2 separate regions of the Homo sapiens genome follow, and region 1 is linked to region 2. Evidence: read pairs that join two places in POLR2A ChIA-PET (ENCODE). Cell type or tissue: Panc1. All regions are shown on one strand. Links, peaks and the distances in the headings refer to the core of each region. The heading gives the core; the rest is flanking DNA.

The links. ChIA-PET counts read pairs that join two places held together with the same protein. Peaks named below come from ENCODE experiments on the same cell type or tissue, not always from the same donor. Only the 100,000 strongest peaks of a DNase experiment are listed, where the experiment ranks them.
Region 1: POLR2A ChIA-PET joins it to region 2 with 21 read pairs; 5 of 35 experiments call an interaction of 5 or more read pairs at or near these places.

Annotation. Positions count from the first base shown.
Region 1 is chr1:1,247,111-1,254,265 of GRCh38, reverse strand. It overlaps UBE2J2 (ubiquitin conjugating enzyme E2 J2), which reads left to right. Exons shown (of 7, transcript NM_058167.3): 7 at 1-354. It also overlaps a transcript of C1QTNF12 not described here. Among named protein-coding and RNA genes, the nearest start is that of C1QTNF12, 4.0 kb to the right of the region's middle. RefSeq lists enhancers at 2,833-3,112, 6,039-6,819, 6,820-7,155. In Panc1, for the core only: a CTCF peak has its summit at 3,861 (motif pointing right); no DNase peak of the experiment used is centred there.
Region 2 is chr1:1,068,683-1,075,837 of GRCh38, reverse strand. It overlaps RNF223 (ring finger protein 223), which reads left to right and starts at 1,532. Exons shown (of 2, transcript NM_001205252.2): 1 at 1,532-1,822; 2 at 3,263-4,871. The coding sequence starts at 3,272. The coding sequence ends at 4,021. LOC105378948 (a long non-coding RNA gene) reads left to right here and starts at 6,501. Exons shown (of 5, transcript NR_168433.1): 1 at 6,501-7,155. RefSeq lists enhancers at 1,340-1,839, 5,775-6,540, 6,512-6,626 and silencers at 6,185-6,584, 6,705-6,774, 6,935-7,124. In Panc1, for the core only: no CTCF peak of the experiment used is centred there; no DNase peak of the experiment used is centred there.

The DNA.
Region 1 (7,155 bases), core at 1,713-4,212, 180 kb before region 2:
TCCACGGAACATGGCAGAGGGGCACCCCGGCCCGGAAAGACGCCAGAGCCAGCAGGGGCTGTTTCGGGCCGCGTGGCTCCCCGGGTCTCGGCCGTCTCCCCTCTTCTGCGTCTGTTCCGTGACTTCGCCTGGGTGGGATGTACCGCAGGTGCATCGCGTCGAGGTGGGGCACGGCCGCCGGCAAGAAACCCACCCTGTCCGGAGGCGGGCGTGAGACAAGCCCAGCCCGCACGCGCTCATCTTTCTTCGTTTTTTGATCAGTTTATTCAGAATTGCTCTATAATTTACCAATTGTATGTATTTAACCTATTCTTGTGGAAAAAAAAGGTCTTTCATTATATCTTTATTTCTGAATTTCATGCTGCTTGTGTCTGTGTGGGCCGGGATGTGTGTCCATCTCTGTGCTCAGGGCTGGGGTGGCCCGTGACCAGGGGGTCACACCTGCTGGCCTGGGGTGGTGTGGCAGCTGCAGGGCAGGTGGGTCCCCACAGGGAATCGCGTCGCTGGAGCCATGGTGTAGAGCCCTCTGCAGGGCTCTCTCCCCATCCCGTACTGGATGCCAGCCCTGCCCTGATCTCCGCTTCTGTGACCGCCAGCATCACTTCCAAAGCCCGGTGTCTCCCGAGGCTCATGGGAGGGGGAATGCTAACGAATAGAGTGTTTACTCAACACGCTACTGCCGGGTGCAGTGGCTGCCGCCTATAATCCCAGCACTTTGGGAGGCTGAGGGGTGGATCTCTTGAACCCAGCCTGGGCAATGTAGTGAGACCCCATCTCACAAAAAATACAAAACACTACCTGGTGTGGTGATGTGCACCTTTGGTCCCAGCTACTCAGGAGGCTGAGGTGGGAGGATTGCCTGAGCCCGGCAGGTGGAGGCTACAGTGAGCCATGATGGAGCCACCGCAATCCAGCCTGGGCAGCGAAGCCAGACCCTGTCTCAAATGTCGTCTAGATGTGAAATCTCAACTTTGTTTTTTTGTTTTTTGGAGACAAAGTCTTGCTCTGTTGTTGCCCAGTGTGGAGTGCAATGGTGCTATCATGGCTCCCTGTAACTGCAGGGTCCAGCCCTACTGGGCCTGTGGGTTCTTCTTGTGTACGGAGAGATGTGAGATCATAGAAATAAAGACACAAGACAGGGATAGAAGAAAAGACAGCTGGGCCCGGGGGACCACTACCACCTAGATGTGGAGGCCGGTAGTGGCCCCGAATGCCTGGCTGCGCTGTTATTTATTGGATACAAGGCAAGGGGGCAGGGTAAGGAGCGTGAGCCATCTCTAATGATAGGTAAGGTCACGTGTGTCTCGTGTCCACTGGACAGGGGGCCCTTCCCTGTTTGGCAGCCGAGGCGGAGAGAGAGAGAGGACAGCTTACACCATTCTTTCTTCTATGTATTTCAAAGACTTTTAGTACTTTCACTCATTGTGCTACTGCTATCTAGAAGGCGGAGCCCGGTGTACAGGGCGGACCACGAAAGCAGACCAGGAGTGTGACCGCTGAAGCACAGCATCACGGGGAGACGGGCCTCTGGATGGCTGCGGGTGGGCCTGACTGATGTCGCCTTGCACAAGAGATGGTGGAGCAGAGTCTTCTCTAACTCCCCCGGGGAAAAGGAGACTCCCTTTCCCCGTCTGCTAAGTAACTGGTGCCTTGCCAGGCGCTAGCGCTACCGCTAGACCAGGGACCCCTCTGGTGGCCCTGTCCGGGCGTGACAGAGGGCTCACACTCTTGTCTCCTGGTCACTTCTCACTATGTCCCCTCAGCTCCTATCTCTGTATGGCCTGGTTTTTCCTAGGTTATAGTTGTAGAACAGAGATTATTATAATATTGGAATGAAGAGTAATGCTAGAAACTAATGATTAAGAATATTCATATATCATCACATCTATAATCTATTTCTAGTGTAACTATTCTTATTGTGTATATTTTCTTTATTACACTGGAACAGCTCATGCCCTCGGTCTCTTGCCTCGGCACCTGGGTGGCTTGCCGCCCACATGTAACGGTGACCTCCTGGGCTCAAGGGATCCTCCAAACTCAGCCCCCTACATATCTGGGACCGCAAGTGTGCGCCACCATGCCTGGCTAATTTTTGTATTTTTTGTAGAGATGGAGTTTCGTCATGTTGCGCAGGCTGGTCTTGAACTCCTGAGCTCAAGGGATCCACCTGCCTCGGCCTCCCAAAGTGTTAGGATCACAGGCGTGAGCCACCGCGCCCGACTAAAATCTCAACTTTTTTTTTTTTTTTGAGACGGAGTCTTGCTCTGTCGCCCAGGCTGGAGTACAGTGGCGTGATCTCTGCTCACTGTGACCTCTGCCTCCTGGGTTCAAGTGATTCTCCTGCCTCAGCCTCCCAAGTAGCTGGGATTACAGGTGCCTGCCACCACACCCAGCTAATTTTAAGTAGAGACGGGGTTTCACCATATTGGCCAGGCTGGTCTGAAACTCCTGACCTCGTGATCTGCTTGCCTCAGCCTCCCAAAGTGCTGGGATTACAGGCGTGAGCCACCACGCCCAACTGAAATCTCAACTTTTAGCGATCATCGGTCAAGCAGTGAAGGTGGTGCCCGTGGCATGTTGTCCGCACTGGCCCAAAATAAAAAATGATGTTTGGGCCGGGCGTGGTGGCTCACTCCTGTAATCCCAGCGCTTTGGGAGGCTGAGGTGGGCAGATTACCTGAGGTCAGGAGTTCGAGACCAGCCTGGCCAACATGGTGAAACCCTGTCTCTACTGAAAATACAAAATTAGCCGGGCATGGTGGCATGTGCTTGTAATCCCAGCTACTCAGGAGGCTGAGGCAGGAGAATCACTCGAGTCCAGGAGGTGGAGGTTGCAGTGAGCCAAGATCGTGCCACTGCTCTCCAGCCTGGCTGACAGAGTGAGACTCTGTCTAAAAAAAAAAAAAAAATGATGTTTGGCCTGTTGGGCCGGGCACGTCTGACCCTCTGTCCCCGTCTCCCTTAGAGGAATCGTGGGCCCCTCTGTTCTTGTGTTGTCACCGGTGGAGGCCGTCCTTGACTTCCCCCTGGGAGCACGGTGTGTCCCCTCGCCATGCAGAGCACACTGTGAAGTCTTTTAATGAGGAGAGAAAAGCCCCTTAAAAGTTGATATTCTGCAGACAGGTGAGCACGTGGCCTCGTGGTCACAGGAAAGAAGAGGCGTTTCCTGTGTTCTGGCAACCTCGAGCTTCTCTGTGAGCGCATGCCCAGGCCTGCCTGAGTGCTGATGAACCAGCCGGCACAGCAGAGCACTCCGGGTCTGAGGGAGCTGCTCTCCCTGCAGCAGGCGGCTGGGCAGGGCACCGTGGTCCTTTGCCATTTTTCCAGGGCCGGGGGGTGTCAGGGTGTCTGCGTTGGGGGGTGCAGGGGGTGAGCAGAGCCAGCAGCTGCACCTGAGCCTCCCCTTGTGAGCAGCTCGTGGCTGTGGCCCAGGGTACCCTGGATCCTTGGTGGGTGACCCAGAGGGTGGGGTCCTCTTGGTCGTCTTCTAGAGGGAGCATGGGGGCTGAGTGTTCCTGCCTGGGTGCCAGGCTCAGCTCATTTTAAAGGTGCCTGGGGTTGGGAACACGAAGCCACATCCTTCCCAGTTAGGCCCAGCCTCCCAGGGTGAGGGCAGCAAGTCACCCAGGTGCCGAGGGAAGAGACCGAGGGCACAAGCTGTCCCAGTGTAACAAAATATATAAAATAAGAGTTATACTTGGTATAGACCATATGTGTCACTAATCATTAGTTTGTAGTAATTATTCTTTATTCCAATATTATAATAATCCTCGCTCTATAATCATAATCTAGGAAAAACCAGGCCATACCGAGATAGGAGCTGAGGGGACATGGTGAGAAGTGACCAGAAGACAAGAGTGCGAGCCTTCCGTTACGCCCGGACAGGGCCACCAGAGGGCTCCTTGGTCTAGCAGTAACGCCAGCGCCTGGGAAGGCACCCGTGACCTAAGCAGACCGTGGTCTAGCGGTAGCGTCAGTGTCAAGGGAAAACACCCGCTACTTAGCAGACTGGGAAGGGGAGTCTCCCTTTCCCCGGGGGAGTTTAGAGAAGACTCTACTCCTCCACCTCTTGTGGAGGGTCAGGCCCACCCACAGTTATCCGAAGGCCTAACCGTCTCCCTATGATGCTGTGCTTCAGCGGTCACACTCCTAGTCCGCCTTCACGTTCCATCCTGTACACCTGGCTTTGCCTTTTAGATAACAGTAGCAAAATTAGTGAAAGTACTAAAAGTCTCTGATAAGCAGAAATAATGGCGTAAGCTGTCTCTCTCTCTCCCTGGCCCCTGCCTTGGCTGCCAAACAGGGAAGGGCCCCCGTCCAGTGGACACGTGACCCACGTGACTTTACCTATCACTGGAGATGGCTCACGCTCCTTATCCTGCCCCTTTGTCTTGTATCCAATAAATAACAGCGCAGCCTGGCATTCGGGGCCACTACCGGTCTCCACATCTTGGTGGTAGTGGTCCCCCGGGCCCAGCTGTCTTTTTTATTTCTTTGTGTTGTATCTTTATTTCTACGATCTCTCATCTCCGCACACGGGGAGAAAAACCCACAAACCCTGTAGGGCTGCCCTCTACACCAGGGCTGCCCGTTTTCCTGCCTGTAGGGCAGAGGGGGAGGCCCAGCCTCCCTCGGTCTAGCCTCCCAGGGCTGCCCGTGTCCCGGCCTGTAGGGCGGAGTGGGAGGCCCAGCCTCCCTCGGTCCAGCCTCCCAGGGCTGCCCGTGTCCCGGCCTGTAGGGCGGAGTGGGAGGCCCAGCCTCCCTCGGTCCAGCCTCCCAGGGCTGCCCGTGTCCCGGCCTGTAGGGCGGAGTGGGAGGCCCAGCCTCCCTCGGTCCAGCCTCCCAGGGCTGCCCGTGTCCCGGCCTGTAGGGCGGAGTGGGAGGCCCAGCCTCCCTCGGTCCAGCCTCCCAGGGCTGCCCGTGTCCCGGCCTGTAGGGCGGAGTGGGAGGCCCAGCCTCCCTCGGTCCAGCCTCCCAGGGCTGCCCGTGTCCCGGCCTGTAGGGCGGAGTGGGAGGCCCAGCCTCCCTCGGTCCAGCCTCCCAGGGCTGCCCGTGTCCCGGCCTGTAGGGCGGAGTGGGAGGCCCAGCCTCCCTCGGTCCAGCCTCCCAGGGCTGCCCGTGTCCCGGCCTGTAGGGCGGAGTGGGAGGCCCAGCCTCCCTCGGTCCAGCCTCCCAGGGCTGCCCGTGTCCCGGCCTGTAGGGCGGAGTGGGAGGCCCAGCCTCCCTCGCTCCAGCCTCCCAGGGCTGCCCGTGTCCCGGCCTGTAGGGCGGAGTGGGAGGCCCAGCCTCCCTCGCTCCAGCCTCCCAGGGCTGCCCGTGTCCCGGCCTGTAGGGCGGAGTGGGAGGCCCAGCCTCCCTCGCTCCAGCCTCCCAGGGCTGCCCGTTTTCCTGCCTGTAGGGTAGAGTGGGAAGTCCAGCCTCCCTCGGTCCAGCCTCCCAGGGCTGCCCGTTTTCCTGCCTGTAGGGCAGAGTGGGAGGCCCAGCCTCCCTCGGTCTAGCCTCCCAGGGCTGCCCGTGTCCCGGCCTGTAGGGCGGAGTGGGAGGCCCAGCCTCCCTTGCTCCAGCCTCCCAGGGCTGCCTGTGTCCCGGCCTGTAGGGCAGAGTGGGAGGCCCAGCCTCCCTCGGTCCAGCCTCCCAGGGCTGCCTGTTTTCCTGCCTGTAGGGTAGATTGGGAAGTCCAGCCTCCCTTGGTCCAGCCTCCCAGGGCTGCCCGTTTTCCTGCCTGTAGGGCAGAGTGGGAGGCCCAGCCTCCCTCGGTCTAGCCTCCCAGGGCTGCCTGTGTCCCGGCCTATAGGGCAGAGTGGGAGGCCCAGCCTCCCTCGGTCCAGCCTCCCAGGGCTGCCTGTTTTCCTGCCTGTAGGGTAGAGTGGGAAGTCCAGCCTCCCTTGGTCCAGCCTCCCAGGGCTGCCCGTTTTCCTGCCTGTAGGGCAGAGGGGGAGGCCCAGCCTCCCTCGGTACAGCCTCCCAGGGCTGCCTGTGTCCCGGCCTGTAGGGTAGATGGGAGGCCCAGCCTCCCTCGGTCTAGCCTCCCAGGGCTGCCCGTGTCCTGGCCTGTAGGGTGGAGTGGGAGGCCCAGCCTCCCTCGGTCCAGCCTCCCAGGGCTGCCCATTTTCCTGCGTGTAGGCCTGAGTGGGAAGTCCAGCCTCCCTCAGTCCAGCCTCCCAGGGCTGCCCACTTTCCTGCCTGTAGGTCAGAGTTGGAGATCCAGCCTGTTCTGTCTAGAGTCACAGGGGAGCTCATTGCCAGTGGGTGACAGAGAAAATTTGGATGCCCTGCCTGTGAGGAGGGGTCTGGTAGCCCTGGGCGGGGGGTCTCCTTGGCCAGGGCACCTGCCCACCCCTCCCTTTGCCCCAAGCCTGGATTGAGGGGTGTTGGGGCTGCCTTTCCCGACCCATGCTAGATGCAGGCCACATCCAGGGCTCACCTGCGGGGGTCCAGCAGGGCTGGTACTGTGTGGGCGCTGTGCCGTGTCCCCAGGGTCCTCCACCACCTTCACGAGCGGACACGGGGCCGGGAGGCTTCCACAGTGCTCTCTGGAGATGCCAGTCAGTGCCTGAGAGCCCGGAGGGCGAGGGGGCAGCCGGGGTCCCTGGTGGGTTCCCAAGCGTCATCCCCATCCCAGCCTGGTCTCCCGTGGCTCTGCCTGTGGATGTGGCCTGGGGCTGGGGTTGACGCTGGGGTCTCGGCGTGGCTACCTTCGTGTCTGGCAAGAGGGGAGGGTCTGGAGTGTTCCGAGCTGTCCATCAGGGCCGGCATGTTGACCTTGGGCCACTGTTAGCCTCGGCCAGGACCAGCGGCTGGAGGGTCTTCCAGCCCCACCTGGCCACCCCATTCCTCCAGCCACTGAGCCCAAGGGGCCTGTCGCCATGATCTGGCCTCACCTTTCCCCCGAGTGGGGCCCCAGCGAGGCCGGCCAGCACCCCCAGGACCCTGGGCCGGGGCCGTGAGTCAGGGCGGGGCACCCGGGGGAGCCTGGGTGAGGAGGTCGTGGGAAGGGGCTGGGGCTTTGGCTGGCTGGTAGCTGCCCTCCGGTGGCTGGCTGCAGAGGCTGCTGTGAGGGGAGCCAGGTTGAGTTCAGCTGGCAGGGAGGGCGAGGAGGTAGGCTGCTGTCTTCACGGTTCCCAGAATGAGGTGGACCTTTGGGGAAGCAATGGG
Region 2 (7,155 bases), core at 1,889-4,388:
CCCTCCCCAGCTCTTGAGTCCCCAGCCCTCCCTGTCTGAAAGCCCAGCCCCAGCCCGCGCCCCGCTCTCTGAGCATCCACCCCTCCCTGTCTGAGCACCCAAATCCGCTCTCTGAACCCCCCTAACCCCCGACTGAGAGTCCTCATGGAACTGGCAGGGGTCCCCCCAACCCCTGACTGAGAGTCCTCATGGAACTGGCAGGGGTCCCCCCAACCCCCGACTGAGAGTCCTCATGGAACTGGCAGGGGTCCGGCCCTTCCTGAGCCCAAGTCCCTGTGCTCCTCCTCGGGGTGTTGCCCCCTGGCCTCTGCAGTCCTGGTTCCCACTTCCCAGCATCCCTTGGGCTCCAGGATGCCCGCGGCAGCCCTGGGGGAGCCTCTGGGTCCCTACTGAGGGGTCGGCGGGCACCTGCATGGGAGTTGCCTGAGGGCAGTCTGTGGGGTGGCCCGGCCAGCTCTCCCACTAGGGTGGGTCCCTCACTCCCAGCCCCACCCAGTGTGGCACCCCCCCAGGCTGGTGTGTGGAGTCCCAGCTCAGGTCCGGCCCAGGCCTCATGGCGGGGATGGGGCTGTGGCAGCCGGGTCGGACCTCCCCTTGCATGAGGTCCACTGGGCTGGGAGAGAGACGCCTCAGTGAGGTGGGGAGCTGGCAGCTGGACAGCCTGGGGGTGCAGCTCTACACCAGGCCCTCGGGCCCACAGCGGGGTGTGCGGGGGACGGGGCAGCCCATGCCACTGGCTGCTCCTCTGAGACCCACACATCCTCCATCCCAGCCCTGCCAGCCTCAGCCCCCAGACTCTCAACCAGCTCCAGCCCTGGTCTTTGCACAGACCAGTCCTGTAGTCTGCTAGGGCATGTGGACATGGCATGTGTGTGTGTGTGGACACAGGGCACGTGTGTGAGAGCATGTGGACATGGCATGTGTGTGAGAGTGTGGACACGGCGTGTGAGTGTGGACACGGCGTGTGTGAGTGTGGACATGGCATATGTGAGCTTCCGGACACGGCACGTGTGTGAGAGCCTGTGGACACGGGGGCATAGAGCGTGTGAACACATGGCCCATGTGTGAGAGCAGCCACGTATGTGTATGGATGAGGCAGGTGAGCACATGGGTGGGTGTGGGCAGGGAAGTGGCAGGAATGGGCTGTGAGGGCAGGCAGCAGTGAGCAAAGGGCAGGGGCAGGCTGGGCATAGGTTGTGGGGGGCTCGGGGAGGGCCCCTGCTAGGAGGCCCACCCAGGAGCTCAGGGGCCACAGGGACCTGGAACTGCGGTGAGCAGCTTCCAGCAGGTGCTCCAGCCTCCTGGGGCTATAGGGAGAGAGGGCTTTGTCCAAGCACACACCCCAGCCCAGACCTGCCCAGGCTGCAGCGGCTGTGCTGACCCCTACCCGGCTCCGACCCTCACCCCTCCCTCCCTGCCCTCCAGCTGCCTGGCCCGCCAAGGAGAGGATGAAGCCAGCCAATCCCTGAGGCTTGCGGCCACACCCTTGGCCCATAGGGTATAAATAGACCTGCTTGGGAGCCCACACCCAGCAACTCACACCTGCCTCAGACCAGAGCTCTGTGCGGGTGACGGCGCACGCATTCCTTGTGTCCCCGCCTGTCTTGGACAGAGCAGAAGCCACACCTGCCAGACCAGTGCCACCGGGACAGCTGCTGGTGGCCGGCCCCGGGGAGGGATACCTGCTGGGTGAAGCACAGGCCGGGCCGGGCCCGGAGAAGAGGAAGCAGACACTGCCACGGCAGGGCAGCCCAGGGCCTTGGAGCCCAACCGTGGCCGGCGAGGAGGACCACGCCCAGGCCCGCTGACCCCCGGCCACCAGGTAAGGCCAGCTCAGCCCGTGTTCACCCCTTACCTGCACAGGCTCAGGGTGGGGCACCATCGTGGAGGGGTGGGGCCTCGTGCCAAGGAACCGGTTCTGTGGGGTACACAGGCCGCAGAGCACAGTCCCCAGGTCCCGGTGCCTGGGGCACTCACGGCCTCACAGTGACGGCGTGTGACTCAGGTGGTCACAGTGACCTGTGTCATCCCGCCAGCCTGTCTGGGACTCACTGGCAAGTCAGGGGTGGGGCGGGGCAGTGCCAGGAGTCACTTCTGGGGCAGCCTCCTGGGCCCCACGGGGACGCACGGCCAGGCCCTTGAGTCTCACTGTCACCCTTGCCCACTTCCCTCCAGGTGGGACCCCTGTGGCTCCCTGCAGCGGATCCTGGGTGCAGGGGAGGGGCGGGAGGTGGAGCAGGGTCCCAGGTCAGCTGAGATGCCCACCTGAGCCATGCCCAGGGGCAGAGCAGCATCCCCCAGTGTCCGTCCCCCAGGGTCCCTGCCATGAAGTGGGATTGGGTCAGGGAGAAGAAACACCCACTCAGTGGGCGGCTGAGGGTGCCCTGACCATCACCTGACCATGAGGCAGTGGGCTGGCCCAGAGGGAATGGCTGGGCTTATCCAAGTCCCACCCCCACACTGTGCACATCAGACCCTCAGCAGCTAGACAAGCCGGCCCCGCAGGCCGCAGGTCGTGCCTGACGTGCACCTTCCTCGGGCACTGACCCCTGCCCCTGCCTGGGCCCTCCCTGTCGTCCCAAAGCCCCCGGGGCTCAGCCCGGTCCCCAGACCCAGAGACCCCCACACCCCACCCTCACATAGCTGCCTACAAATCAGGCCTGCACCGCCCAAGCCAGGCACCCATCCTGGGATCTGAGTTCAAACTCACTTCACTTGACTTGGAGTCCCTGGCCTGCCTGAGAGCCGTATCTGCCAGGGTCCAGGGCCCGCCAGCTCCCTTGGGGTGGCCCTGGCCGAGTCACCCATGCTCTGGGCGGCCTTTTCCACACTGTGGCGTTGTGTGAGTCCCGTGATGTGGGCCCAGCCTTGCAGAGCTCCGACATAAACAGTGACGACTGTGGCTATTGTCATCCTCACCATTATTTCTGCCCGGGCAGCAGGGCCAGCCAGGTGGGGCAGGGCCAACAGGAGGTGTCTGCCGAGCGGTCAGTGAGACCCCCCTACACACGGCCTGCATTCCCGGAGCAGGCCTGGGGCCCTGTGGGAGGCTCACCCCGGTGCAGCCATGTGATGGGGTGGAGAGGACAGGATTGCACGTGGGGCAGAATGACCTCCAGGGGCACCGGAGGAACTTTCTGGAGTGGCGCGCAGGAAACAGAGTCCTTCCCTGGGATCTCTGGGGCGAGAGAGGGGAGGGAGAGATAAAACACCACCAGAAAGGGGCGGCCGGTGATTGCTTACCACAGTCCCTGTCCCACAGCTCAGAGACATGTCGTCAGGCCAGCAGGTGTGGCACACGGCTGTGCCACCCCCTCGCCGGAGCAGCTCCATAGCCTCGATGCCCAGGTCCCCCAGCTCGGCCGGCAGCCCCAGGTCCCCTGGCACCCCTGGCTCGGAGAGGGTGGCCTCCCCCCTGGAGTGCTCCATCTGTTTCTCAGGCTATGACAACATCTTCAAGACACCCAAGGAGCTCTCCTGCACCCACGTCTTCTGCCTGGAGTGCCTGGCCCGGCTGGCGGCTGCTCAGCCTGTGGGCCGCCCCGGTGGTGAGGCTGTACCTTGCCCCTTCTGCAGGCAGCCCACGGCCGTGCCGCCCGCCGGAGCCCCCGCGCTGTGCACCAGCCGCCAGCTGCAGGCCCGGATGCCGGCGCATTTGCGGCGTGAGGAGCCTGTGTGGCTGGAGGGCACCAAGCTGTGCTGCCAGCCACTGCCCACCACACCTGGCCGCGAGCCCGGTTTCGTATGCGTGGACGTGGGTTTGAGCAAGCCTGCCGAGCCGCCCGCGCCCGCCCGGGACCCTGCCCCCCGCCGGGGCCGCCTGGCCCGCTGCTGGGCGCGCTGCAGGGACTGGAGGCGCATGGCACTGGTCTCTGCCCTGCTGCTGATGCTCTTCTGTGTGGCACTCTGGCCGGTGCAGTGCGCGCTCAAGACCGGGAACCTGCGCTGCCTGCCCCTGCCCCCCCGGCCCCCGGCCACCAGCACAGCCGCCTCCCCCCTCGGGCCTCTGACTGATAATTAGGGCCAGCAGCCTCTGCCCAGGTCAGCCGCCCTCGCCCAGCTCCATGGGGCGTCCCCCACTGGGGGGCCCAAGGGCACAGCAGCCACTGGAAGTCGGTCCCCGAGGACGCGAAAGGAGCCTGGCATCTCTGAGGACTCCACCGGGGCCCCACCAAGACCAGGCTCCATTTAGCTTGTCCACCCCTCATTCTCCAGGCTGGGTCCTGACGGGGTGGACAAGAGGATCCCCAAAGCCTCCAAGAACCACAGTCTCACCGGGCGCGGTGGCTCACGCCTGTCATCTCAGCACTCTGGAGGGCTGAGGCAGAAAGACCACTTGAGGTCGGGATTTTGACACCAGCCTGGCCAACATGGTGAAACCCCATCTCTACTAAAAATACAAAAATTAACCGGGCATCGTGGTGGGTGCCTCTTAGCTACTGGGGAGGCTGAGGCAGGAGAACTGCTTGAACCGGGGAGGTGGAGGTGGCAGTGAGCCAAGATTGCACCACTGCATCCAGCCTGGGCGACAGAGGGAGACCCTGTCTCAAAACAAAACAAAAAAAAACAGGCTCGTACAGGAAGGGTCCAGGAGAGCAGCTGGTCAGCATCCCCCCCACCCACACACCCTGTGAACTGCCTGCCAGGGAAGCCCCTTGCCAAGAAGGAAGGGGCCTTGCCGTGCTTCCACTCATGCTGACATTTCCCCGCAGGGCTGGTCCTGCCATTGGGTGGGGGTGCTCATCTTGCCCTCGGACTGTGGGGAGAGAGTGGAGGCAGGGCAGCCCCCCAGTGCAAGGTAACCACAGAAACTTCCAGCTACCCCTCCAACCTTGTGAATTGTACCTTTTAAAATAAATTATTTGTATCCATCTTTGGCAAGAGGGCCTCACCCTGGGTGCCCCTGCTGCAGCCTCAACCCAGAGGATACCCTGACAGAATTAGACTCCCAGCAGCCACTGGGACAGGTGGGCCCAAGGTTCTAGGGGGTCCAACTCCCAGCCCCTCTGGCTGCAGACAGGCTGGGGGTTTCTGGAGTTGGCTGGCGACTCAGCAATGTGAGGCTCCCCAGGGAGATGGGGAGAGGCCCAGGACACTTGGGGCAGGGCAGGCTGGACCAGGGGGAGGGCTTCAGCTTGGTTCAGAGCCCGGGGGCTGACAAAGGGGGCCTTTCTCTTCCCCCATCCTCTGCCGTGGCCATACTAGGCCACACCTCCAGGAAGTCACGCCCCATGGCCCTGCTAGGGTCCCTGACTGGAGAACCACAGAACCATGACCCCTGTGGGAACCCAGAAGCAAAGGTAACAGCCAGCGTGCAGCCTGCAGATCCACTGACTCTCCGGCAACTCCCAGGGCCAGCCTGGCTGGGGAAGAGTCAGAGGTCAGCTACGTGAGGTATCGGCAGGAGGCTCGCCAACCCCAGCCCTACCCCGTCTGTCATCAGCCCCAGGAATCCTGCACCACCAGGCAGGCACGGCCAGGAGGGCCCAGGCCAGGTCCAGCTCACGCAGGCCTCCTCAGCCTTCCCATCCCTGACCCCAGAGCCCAGGTACTTCCTGCTCCAACCAGCTGGGCCTCTGGTCCAGGGTGGGGAGGGCTCGGGAAGGCCCCACAGAAGCTGACTCCAGCTGTGGGGGCCACACCCACCCTTGCCCCAGGTCCCAGCGAAGACACAGAAGGGAGAACACAGCACTTTACCGGAAGGCTGTGAAAGCCGGTGATGTGGGGAGTGCAGCCACGGGTCACAGCAACATCACTCTGTGTCACACACACAGTCATGCCCACGCAGGCCCACACCCTTGTCATCGGCAGGGCCAGGCGCGTGACGCTGCACGGGTGGTCACATGAATATGTCACACACACCTCACTCCACAGACATCCACCCTGTGCCTGATGGGGCCGGGTCCTCACCGGGGCCACATCCCAGACCACGGGAGCAGGCAGGGCCGGCAGGCCGGAGCTGCGGTGAGGGCAGACCCGCACGGAGTGGCCGAGCTGGGGGCGCACGCGGGTTCACACGTGGTCACCGGTGGGCTTCGCAGCCTGTCGCTCCCTCTGCCGCCCCTGGACCTCCCTGAGCTGGGGACAAGCTTGTGGCTCTGTCCTGGACACAGTCCCGGCCCGCAGCTCCGGCCACACGCGGGCGCGGCTAGGCCGGGGGTTCCCTGCGGCTCCTCAGACACCCGCGGCTCCGCAGGTTCGCGTCCTCGCCGTCCCAGGGCTGCGGGGTTCTGCGCGCGGAGCAGCGGCTCAGCCCTGCACCCCGCACGTCCCAGTCCCTCCCAGAGGACTCCGGACCGGCCCCGGCGCTCCACTCACACCGGGGATGCCCGGGGAGCCGGGGGCTGCAACCCGATTAGCGGGGGGCGGCGCCCACGTTTTGGTTCTCGCGCTCCTGAGGCGGCTCGCGCTGGGGGGAGGGGCCGCCGGTCACCATGGCGACGCCCGCACAGGCCACGCCCCGCAGGGCCACGCCCCCACCTGCTCGCGCAGGCGCAGTTACTCGCCCCGGATGTGCCGCTGCAGCGCCAGGTACGTGAACTTGTACGGAGCCTCCGTCTGCACCATTCCCCAGTGCTGCCGCCAAACCAGCTGGATCGTCTTCGGGACGTCGGTGTCGCAGTCCAGCCCTGCGGACAAGCGCGCTTGGGGAGGGGCTACGGATGGGGGGAAGGTGCCGGCAGGCAGGGGCGGGGCTGCTGATGAGGGGCGGGGCTTGCCGGTAGCGGTGGGGTCGTCCTGAGGGGTGGGGTCGTCCTGAGGGGTGGGGTCGTCCGGAGGGGTGGGGTCGCCCGGAGGGGTGGGGCTATAGCAGGGCAGGGCGGGGGGACCCAGAGTGGAGCGGCTCGCCCTGCCTGCGGATGACGTCCACCAGGATGTCAATCACGATGATGGTGCCCGTGCATCCGATGCCCCCACTGAGGACAAACTAGGCGGCCTTTGACGAGAGTGGGGGGCGGGGGCGGGGGCGCCCCCGCCCACCCGATGGCTCCGCCCTCGTCGTCCCGCGTGGCCCCGCCCCGCCGCACCTGCACCTGCACAGCCCGCGTGGCCCCGCCCCGCCGCACCTGCATCTGCACAGCCCGCGTGGGCCCGCCCCGCCGCAGCTGAAGTGCACCACCATGGGCCCGGCCCGCGGCTTGCTGCTCTGGGCCC